Regions from separate parts of the Mus musculus genome. Here region 2 is linked to region 1. Evidence: chromatin loops called from intact Hi-C (ENCODE). Cell type or tissue: left cerebral cortex. All regions are shown on one strand. Each heading gives the region's core, and the rest is flanking DNA. Links, peaks and the distances in the headings are about the cores only.

Evidence for each region. Peaks named below come from ENCODE experiments on the same cell type or tissue, not always from the same donor. Only the 100,000 strongest peaks of a DNase experiment are listed, where the experiment ranks them.
Region 2: it touches region 1 in a loop (5-fold over the local background); 3 of 42 quality-filtered maps call a loop at or near these places.

The regions. Positions count from the first base shown.
Region 1 is chr1:51,114,737-51,120,124 of GRCm38, forward strand. All of the region lies in intron 5 of Tmeff2 (transmembrane protein with EGF-like and two follistatin-like domains 2), which reads left to right. Among named protein-coding and RNA genes, the nearest start is that of Cavin2, 170 kb to the right of the region's middle. In left cerebral cortex, for the core only: a CTCF peak has its summit at 2,801 (motif pointing left); DNase peaks (open chromatin) are centred at 212, 1,242, 3,295 and 5,146; H3K27ac peaks cover 2,047 bases.
Region 2 is chr1:50,977,106-50,982,493 of GRCm38, forward strand. The region is part of intron 4 of Tmeff2 (transmembrane protein with EGF-like and two follistatin-like domains 2); the gene reads left to right. Among named protein-coding and RNA genes, the nearest start is that of Tmeff2, 52 kb to the left of the region's middle. In left cerebral cortex, for the core only: no CTCF peak of the experiment used is centred there; DNase peaks (open chromatin) are centred at 2,443, 3,701 and 4,251; H3K27ac peaks cover 1,610 bases.

The sequences.
Region 1 (5,388 bases), core at 204-5,203:
TTCTCTCATTAGTTCTTATTACTCACTGTTGCTTGACAAGATCTAGAATCTGCTAGGAAAGAAGCATTTAGGCCCAGCTGTGAAGGAGTTCAACTGAGATGGGAGGTAGGCCCTGCCTGCATAGGCAACACGTCCCTGGGCTTGGATCCTTGACTGACTTTTCAATAGGCAAGTCAGATGATCGTGAGTATCTCTTTATCGTTCGCTGGCTGTGAATACAATGGGAGCAGCTGCCTCAAGTTCCTGACTCCCTGATTTTCCCCTAGTAATGAGCTATGCCTGGAACTTGAGCCAGAATACATGATGTCTTCCTTGCTTTCGTCAGATTAATTTATCACAGCCATAGGGAAAGTAATATCTCCATTGCATTCTGGAACTCACCAACAGGATGGACTGACTGGTCAGCAAGGTACCAAATCCCCCAATTCTCCACCTGCCCGGCACTAGGCTTAGAAACATGCAACAGGTGCTCATTGTTTATGCGAGTGCTGCAGTCAGCTTTTCCTACATGCATGGCAAGCATTCTACCAACTGTGCCAGCTCCCCAGCCCAAAGTCATCACATCTCTGTACAAAAAGCTTGTGTATTTTAAATTGCATTCGTTCTTATTGAAGTTTCATATTTAAGACATACTTTCTCCAGCATGGGAAAACAAATGATTTTCCTATTATAAACTTGCCAGGGGTTGAGCAGGAGCTGCCCAAAAATACAAACAAAAATTACTACCTTGTTTTACATTTTACATTGTAATCAACTGTAAGTTGACTTATTTAAAGAGAAAGGTAAAAGATATTATGTAACAATATGAAACAGTGGGTCTAGTTTCTCTTGTTTGCTCTTTGTTTTGTTTCATGTTGTTGTGTTTGCTGTGACAGATATGAAAGAAACCTAGTAATAGAGGAAAGGCTTATTTTAGCTCACACTTCTAAGGTCTCAGTTCCTGCTTGACTACAGAATGGCACATCCGAAAGCTCTGGTGGATTAGATGGCCAGAGGGGCGGGGGGGGGGGGAGCAGACTGGAGGGAGCCAGGGCAAGATGTAGCCTCCAAGGAAATGGACCCATGATCCTTGAGCCAGGTCTCTCCCATCGCTGTGATAAAGCACCATTACCGAGGCAACTTGCAGAAGAAAAAAATGTATTTGGGCTTGCTATTTCCAAGTGATACTGGTGTTGAAAGCACATGCAGCCAAGCCAGACTTTTCTCCTGGGTACTAGGCATTCGATCTCATTCTTGCTCAGAAAGTATTCTTGCCCACAGAGCCATCTGCACAGTCCTCACCGGAGTGTTAAAATAGTGAGCGTGTTGCCCAGTTTTAGATCTTAGCTGACACTGACTCTGAATTTGTTAGTAAGTCATTGGTTTATAAGTTTTGTTAAAATGCATTTTTGACTAGAAGTAATTCAGAATAGCCTTTTAAAAACTATTTTTCTCTAGTGGCCATTTACTATAACAAACAAACAAGCAAACAAAAAACCCTCTCATTTGATTATGCAATATAAAAAGTCTCCCAAGGTCTGAGAATTGCACTTATCTATGCGTAATGGGTAGAGAGACACAAAATATCTCCATGCAATGAGTTAATGAAGGAACTCACAACTGGTCAAAGTCCAAAGGACAAGTGCTCAGCCACTGAGCGTACCTCTGTATCACACTGCCTTCAAAGCTCATAGGCTACCATTACAGAAATGGAGGCAGAAAGATTCTAAGTGCCAGAGGTCTGGGAGTGGCACAGTGAATGAGACAGGGCTATGAACTGAGCCTGCCTGTGCAAAACTACCATAAAATCAAGCCAGTCAGTGTGCTAGCTTGCAGGGGAAGAGGCTCACGAGTTCCCACCCCTAATTGAGGAGCTACCCCTAATTGATGGATTTGGGGAAGGAAAGTCTGTTTTCTATATGGATGTGGCCCTTTGGTAGTCACAAGGGGATAGCCCTGCAACAGGAATATATGGGCAGCCTGAATTGGACTCTGAAAAAAACGCTTACAAAATGGAGTTGTATGGAATTTGATGGGGAAGTCTCAGAGGAGTTCAAGGGAAAGTGGGGGTGAAACTGATCAAAGTATCTTGTATGAAAGTTTCAAAGATTCAGTAAAAATATTTTTAAAGCCTACTGAGATAAAGCCAAGAGCAGGAACATTTTGTACAGCCATGCTTAAGAGCAGGAATGCAGACGTTTTAATTAGAATAAAAAGAATAGCACCATTAGCAAATAACTCTACCATGAAAAACTAAATGAGAGGAAGGAACTCACTGCTGCTTTAAGCATGTTGCCATGAACTTTATCAAAAAATCCATAAACTGAGTTTGTTTCTATCATGTCCCAAAGTACAAGATAAATTTATCTCATTCATTTTATTTAACCAGATAGATATATAGCACATTTACATTGTCCTCACAGACAACATGTAAAGCCGTTTTCCTATATTATTATCAGAGATTTTTGAACCTTTTCAGGATGTTTCCATGCTAAAGGCTGAGATCCACAAACAACAAAAAAATTGTCCCCTAAACACTTAGGCTATATATACGTATTACTGAATATTTTGAAGAAAAGAGAGAGAGAGAGAGAGAGAGAGAGAGAGAGAGAGAGAGAGAGAGAGCACAAAAAACAAAGAGGAGCAGATCCTGGCCACAAACAACTAGGAGTTACATTAACATTATCCAGGAGCTGGAGAGATGGCTCAGAGGTTGAGAGCACTGACCGTTCTTCCAGAGGTCCTGAGTTCAGTTCCCAGCAACCATATGGTGGCTCACAACTGTCTGTAATGAGATCTGGCACCCTCTTCTGGTGTGTCTGAAGACAGCTACAGTGTACTCATATACATTAAATAAGCAATATAACAAAATTAACATTCTTAACATGTCTTATTACTGCAGTGGTATTCTAAGATTTCAAAAGAATTTCTAAGATTTCTAAAACATGAGGTAAATAAGTAACTGACATCTATACTTTAGAGAAAACAAATAGAAATATTAAAAGCTAGAGGAGAGTTATAGTTGTCATATGTTTAAATTAAAATACATGGTGATGCTATTAATATTTTGCAACATATAACTAAAAGACATCAGTCTGTGTGCAGTCCCAAACATGACAAAAACCAGCTCTGGATGGACAGACTGTGATTAGCACACACACTGATTAGTTCTTTAATCAAAATTAAGGAGTAGGGGAAAGCAGGTACAGGTTGATGGCTAGGCTGATAGTTAGACTAATAGAATAAAGGATGGAGAAAGAGCTTTCTGAAGCAGGGAAGGCAGCAGAACCCACTCATTCACAGAACATTACATAAGCGTGACTGTTTCCTCTCCTCTTGTATCCCACGGTGTCTCTTCTGTATATGTGATTAACTGGGTCCTGTTTTCTTGGTGGAGTCTGTGGCTTGTGGAATTGTGATTTTTAACTCAGTCTAGACAATTATACACTAAGCATATTTCAGATACCAAAACTAGGCCAGGGCCCTAATTAAAAGATCTGTGCTCATGTATTTGTCACTAAATTGCAAAGATAAGTGAACACGCATGTTGGGGATTAAGTTACCGCGTGTAAAGAAGGTGAAGGAGAGAGCAGCCTGAAACAGTAAGTAGCATCAGAAAGGAATCATTCTAGAAGACAAAGGATGACTGGGTCAGGCAAGTTAGCAATCATCTGCAATCCACAGATGAGTAGGTATTAGGATGATGCTATAAAATCAAACCTAGGATCCCCGGCGGCTTCTTCATACATGGGATGATAATTATGTTAGGCCCTGTGCTGGGGATTGGAGATGGCAGATGAATGCTCAGTCCATTTAATAGAGGCTTCAGCAGAGAAGCATCAGCAAAGGCGACAAGGGACTCAGAAGAGCAGGATGGACTGAATAAACAGAAACTGTTGCTGGTGTCACTATGAAGAAAGGAAATGATGCATTTTAAAGATCATCATAGGTACACCTGTGGTATCCCGAGGCCACACATCCACAGCTAGAAAGTGACTCTTCAAATCGGCAAGGTCCATTAAGGATATGGCAATGTCAGTTATTTAGAGGCAACAAGAAGTAAGAATTTCAGAAGAGAAGCAGGCTTTGACATATTGGATACTAAATCAGTGAGCATACAGAGGTCAACAGGTGGAGGAGAATGGGAGGAGTCCAATGCTAGTTGGACTCTTGAATAGGAGAAAGGGACTTAGAAGCCTCTTGTCACAAGCCCTCAGAAATCTATGGAAATCTTTCTACCATTGCTGTCTCAGTCTAGCATCAGATCCTCTGTGAAGCCCTTCATCACTATCCTCCAGACATAACTCTGAGCCCTCCGGGATCTCACAGTGTCTACTTTACACCTAGATGGCCTGGCACTGATGACACTATGTTATGGATATCACAACTCCTCCTGTTGTGATCTCTGTGGCCAGCTGGGATCACAGCAACTGATACCAAGTAAATGCTCAAAATCGCTTATGGGTCTGCTCTAAACTAAGGAAGATCTGTAGCAGTGCAAATGTATGCTCCATGTTGGAGGGAAAGGATGGCAATAAAAGTCTCAGACCCACCAAGACCTCCAACAAGAGGCCTCGTGCGTCCCTGTGAGGGAACCATTTGTGAACCCCAGTCTCTGCTTATGTGTATGTGCCTGTATATGTGTGTCTTTGTGTGTTAACGTGTAGATGTGTAGTTGTGCGGATGTGTGTTAATCCTTATCCTTCACCTGGTTTAAAGAAGGGTACCTTATGATTTACCATTGCATAATGCCAGGGAATTAGCTTCTAGGAGTTCTTCCTTCTCTGCCTCCTATCTTTCCATTAGCTCCCCAAGATTATAAGTGTGTGCTACAGTATCTATCTTAAGATGGGTTCTGAGGATCCAAACTCAAGCCCTCTTTACTCACTCAGGCACACCCAATCCTATCCTGACTTTTCTTACTTTGTTGTTTTGTTTTTCAAAGCAGGGTTTCTTTACCATTTCTTACTTTTTAAAGCCTAATATTTAAGGGGGGGAAAGCCTCAGACAAAATGTTCAAACATTTTTACTTAAACTTCTTCATCCCGAGGATTTGGGAATAACTCACAACTATTCCTGGCTGACAGCATAGCCACATCCTCATTCCAGACTCATTTCAGAGCAATCAGATCTCACCGGTAAAACTGCAGGAAGTTAATGACGAATGGCTGGGTTGAGCTTGCAAACTAAAATGCCACCATGTGTTCTCGTGCACAGCACTACAGCGGGCAAACACCAAAAGAAGAAACAGGGAAGAGACAGATTTGAGTCTTTCATGTGATAAACACTGGTTGAAAGTCATTTTGGTGAAGATGTAATTTCAATCTTAAGCAGTTCTTTACAGAAACATTACCTTATTTCACTGGAATCTCCTCTCTCTCTCTCTCTCTCTCTCTCTCTCTCTCTCTC
Region 2 (5,388 bases), core at 177-5,176, 140 kb before region 1:
GGAAGAATTGAGTGGGGAGGAATGGTAATGAACACATTTTAGCAAAGCACATTATATAAATGTATGATGTCTCAATCACCAGAAAAAATATACAACCAAAGAGATTTTATTACTGTCATCTTTCATGAAAATAGCTCTTTTTAGATTATAAGAGCTACTGCATTTTACTTAAGCTGGAATTACATTCGAATGCATAATATGTATTTTATATGTTCATGAAAATTCTGCTTCAGTTACTCTCATAGAATTTTAACTAAAGTTCATGAAAATTTCTTCATTTTAAAAAGAAATATAAAATTTGGATATAAAGATGTTGATTAAATTACAAGTAACATTAAAGTTCAAGTTAGTTAAATCAAAAAGACTGGTCACAAAATTGAATTGTATAGAGTGCTTGCATTCATGCATGAGGCCCTTAGTACCATAAAGAAGTACATGAAGACATCATTTCTTTTAAACTACATTTTTTACTATTTATGAAATATATTTCTTTAAGCAGAGGTAGTATGTCTCTTTGGCATTTAAACTAATTATTGAACTTTAGTATTATTTCTAAGAATAGTAGTTTAAATATTTAACTATAAGTTGTGTAGTTTTGATGAAAAATTTTAAACTTAACAGTTGTTAGTTTTAGACACGAGACAAGAAGTTGGCTATTGTCTTCATGCACAAATCTCAATACTAGGATTCTAACGGGCAATGACATTACTGTTTGTCTTTATGACACTGAAATAATGTTTGATTATATTTAAGTTTTGCCATTTTTGTTTATGACAGTATAAAACAATTTTCAGTGCTTCTTATCCTTTTAATCTAATGGCCCAGAAGTTATTACAACTGTTCTTATGAGTACGTATTAAGCAAATAACAATTGCTAGTTGACATAAACCAGATACCATTAATGGATCAAGTGGCTCACCTGATTAAATAATTTCCAATTGCTCAGTCTGTAATCTTTGCTAAAACGGATGGCTATCTATATAATGTAGGGGAGTATAATATAAAACAGGTGGCCTTCAACCATGTGAGGGCATCGTGCTAATGAAGTTCATAGATACTGTGGCTTTATAACAGTAGATAAGCCAATCAATTGGTAATGTAATTCTCCTCCCTTCTGGCCACTCATGACTTTTGTAGCAACATCCAATTTCTTCTGTAAGATACTGTTGTTTTAACTACTATCATGGTTTTTCTCTTGCTTAACTACCTTCCATGAGGTTAAAAATGATGGTAAATTGCAAATTGCAATTAAATACAATATCAATAAGATAGTATACTAGCTATAAAATAACCTACAGCATAATATTTGATTTAGTGCTGACTTTAGCCAGTTAAAGAAAATGATGCTCCTATAATTTTTTCAGAGAACCTGTGAGTAGTCATCCTGTCTGTTGGTGAGATTTAGTATTTACAATGTCAAAATGAGCTCTTTGCCATGACTTTCTGTCATGCTTATCCCGCACTGAGTTAAACAATACAGATTAGTGAGTATTGTGTAATAAAAATGGGCAGATCCCTGGTGTGCTTCATTTCTGATTATGTACAAGTGCTCTATTCTTTGGTGGGTAACTCATCCTTCTCCAGATTGCTCCTTCTTCCTTGTGATTATGGGACCTTAATATCTTCCTCCTAACCCATTTTTAATTCTTTAAGAATATGGTTCACAAAGGCTCTGAACAATTACCTTCATTCCGTGGGGAGCACCTACCATTTTATTCCATTCAGACTCCCTTTGGCTGAATGTTAGAGAATGTCTGGGCTAACCTTTGTAAAGCGTACATTTCTTATGCCCTCCATGGAAATAAGACATCTACCTTCCTTCTAATAATGCAGCTTCTCGGGACATTACCCAAGGATGGCAGATCTAAATGTAGGCAAAGTGTGTGGAAAAAAATTATTTCTTTGGTGTGGAGTAGAGGAAGCCTTGAGGGAACGAGTAAAGAGTGCTTAAGTCTTAGGACTTAATGTCAGAGTCCCAGGCCTGAGAATAACAAATCCACCTTAGCATGAGCCTGCCAGAGTTCTTTTAACATCACATTTGTTCCTTGACGTGAATCTGGATATACTAAAATTTACACGTCAATAATATATTTTTTATTTTTCTAAATAAATTCACATTTAGTAGTTATAAGGATCATGAAAATATAACAAATTAATGTTTCTCTTTGGATGTTACCGGACACTGGAATCACAGAAAAGTTTAGCAAAGTGATGCTGATATTAAAACCATGTACTGCATCATCTTTAGAAGAGACCAACTCAAAGGAAATAATACTATGTAACCCATCTAATACTCATCTCCTTAAAAAGAACGAAAATGCGAACCTGACATGCTGGAGTGAGCCTTTTCTACAAGCGTATGGACTAATGAGGACCTGGAACTCAAGACAAAGAGAAGCTGCCAAGGGAATCACAGAGACAAGATTCTTGCCACCACCATCTGCTTACTGTCTGGGGATTTTCATAGGAGCCAATGTAAAAATAAACAGTGAGGCACTGTTTAGACAGTGGACTGTGTTGAAGGGAACAATACCAGTTCCTTAAGTCTGAGACACTTTGGGGAATAAAGTCAAACCAGAAGGAAACTTAGTGGGTTGCAGAGAACTGTCCATGTATCATAAAGGCAAGATATTGCTATTCTGTGTCCTGCTGTGGAATAATTAATTGTGCACTATGGGAGACACCACACACACACTCGGGTCTCTGCTTCATAGGTTTGTTGCTTAAACTTTGTAAATAGTCTTGGACAGGACAGTGTTGGAAGGAGTAGTTGAATGTGTTGTCCAAGATGCACAATAAAAACTTAAGACAAATGAACTGTGATGATTTCAACATTGATCCCTATTTTCTAGGACATGTCTGGCACTTGCTACACCAGAGTTTCTATTAATTTTCTGGTCAATGTAAGCTTGTAGTTTATAATTAATAATGTCTATGTCTCACTATCCTGTCTGTATTTTTTAAAAAATATAATAGGTTAACTGATTTTACATTTGGAAGAGATTTACACAACTAAATTTTTAATAGTATATTTTTATTTATGCAAGATAAACAAAACAAGTGGGGCTTACTAACATCAGCACAAAAGGTGAATGGCAACAAAATATTGGCATCAGAGACTTACAAGGAATTGTTCTGTGATGAGTCTTTTGGATTAGGGAGTACAGCAGAGACCACATAGGGAACAAAAGCTGAACGCAGTTAGTGATGGGCTAGGTGGCATTTTGCCTTCATTGCATCACTTGTTCAATAGATGAATCAACTTATAGTCATGTGAAAGTACATAGTTGTGAGTGCAGAATGGAATTGTTATTACATGCATCTGTGGTGGGAAGCTGATGTTCTGACATACTCCAGTCTAGTGCATTTACTGTTGCGCAGGAGTATGTGCATCCTTTACTGCCTTCACCCTTAGCTTCAAGGCAGAGGAGAGTTTACTGGTGTAGTAGAGATGGAATTCATAAATGAAACCCAGGCTCTTCATGCAGTGCTTGCTTCTACTTCTTCCCTGTCTTAATCTCATACATTCAGAACTCTGTTGCCTAAGAAATAGCAACACTAATAGCCCATTCACAAAAGAGCTCCACGGCCCTGATTCTCATACAGAAGTTTGAAGGTAAGCACAGGCACAAGCTGAGCTTCCCTCAATGCTTCCCCCACCCCACTCACTCTGCTAGCCTCTCCTTGTACACACACCCACTCACACGTATTTTTGGAGGCAGAGGAGTACTGCTTGCTTCTGTGCAAATTAAGTTGCAGAAGAAAATAAATGTTGACGTGAAACTGAAATACACTCACCAGGCTGGGAAGAGCTTCTGGAGAAAGCGTCCTCTGGATGCCATTCTGGGGTTCCCAGCTCCCTTCAACTCAGCAAACTCTAGAAGACAATGAGCCGGATTTGAAAGCAAAATTAGAGGCTTAGAAGCCATGGGCATCAAAAGATTGTTTGCTTGTGGTGCAGGGAGATGGAGAAAAATAAGCAGGTCTCTAGTTCATTATTGCCAGTCTTTTTGGTTTTATATATATATGGAGATGTTTTGGATCTTAGGGACCTCCTAGACACAGAAGATAATCTAAAAATACACTTGTTTCAATTTTTAAAAAGCCACACATGTTTAAAAATCTTCCTGGGAGGTAATCTGTTAGATGAGGCTGTGATAATTTGGCTTCCAGCAGTAACAACGTATGCCAAAAATGAATCATGAAGTCTAGACAAACGCCACTGTTTTCTTCCAGAGGCGGCCAGCAGATGCTTTGTGTTTCTTGCACTCTCTAACTGGCTAGATTAATTTTGTACCATGCTTTTACTCTGCAATGGCCTTGGAACCAAAATATATATATAATTTTAAATGTGTCTTTCGGCCATTTAGATTCCCTCAGATCACTTGCTGTAACGTTCTTCAATATTAACAAAGAGTAAACTGCCTTGTGAAAAGCCTATCTGATCATCCACGATGTACCACACAGCTCTGCTTAGGCAGGGAGATCACAGGCAGTGTAATAAGGACCCCAGAGATGTTCTGCAATTGTCACAATTCCTTAATGCATGAGGTATAAGAAGGACAAGGCAAAGGAAATGCAAGCCTGGGGGAACAGAGATCTCAAGTTTGTCCATGGGCTGTCAATCAAGTACATAATTACAATTCTGGTAACCTCATTTTCCACTTCCATGATATTCATAATGTAAGAAAACTGTGAAACCGTGAAACCTTTCAGATCAAGAACACTCTTCAAAATACTTGTTATATTTGGACAAATTCCTTTGCAAATTTTCCAAATGAAATAGTCACAGAATCCTACAAATCAGGACCTTTTTCTTTTCGAGGGAACCAATGCACAGAAGGTCAGTAGAGCCTGTCCTTGGAAGATAGCTTAAATTGACAGTCTGCACAATCCAAATGCAAGTGTTAGCTGCAATAATTGTGGGAAACATGATTGAGCTTTCTACTCATTACAAGCAATTCTCCTAAGCTTCATAGACAGACTTTCCTTAATTGAGGAACAGGCATTACCAATGAATTTTTATGAGTTCATTCATTCTAGAACATTTCATCATAGTGCAGTCAGATTATTATATTAAAAATGTATATCACAACTGAAGCAGTTTTGTAAAACATGAGCTAATACACTATTGTAACTATTTATTTTTACCTTAGAGATGTAGACAAGAAAGCAAACTGCTTACAGCTTGAAAAATCATAACCACCAATAGCTAATGATTGAGATGTTGCAACTCAGAGACAGACCTCTCTTTGACCACACGAAAGTAATTACTATTGGTTATGAAGAAATGAAAAGGTCACTTAAGGTTCAACTAAGACGTAGCATACATGGATAACAATTTAGCTGTTGACTGATAATAAAAGCTAAGTTTAAGTCCACCAGAGC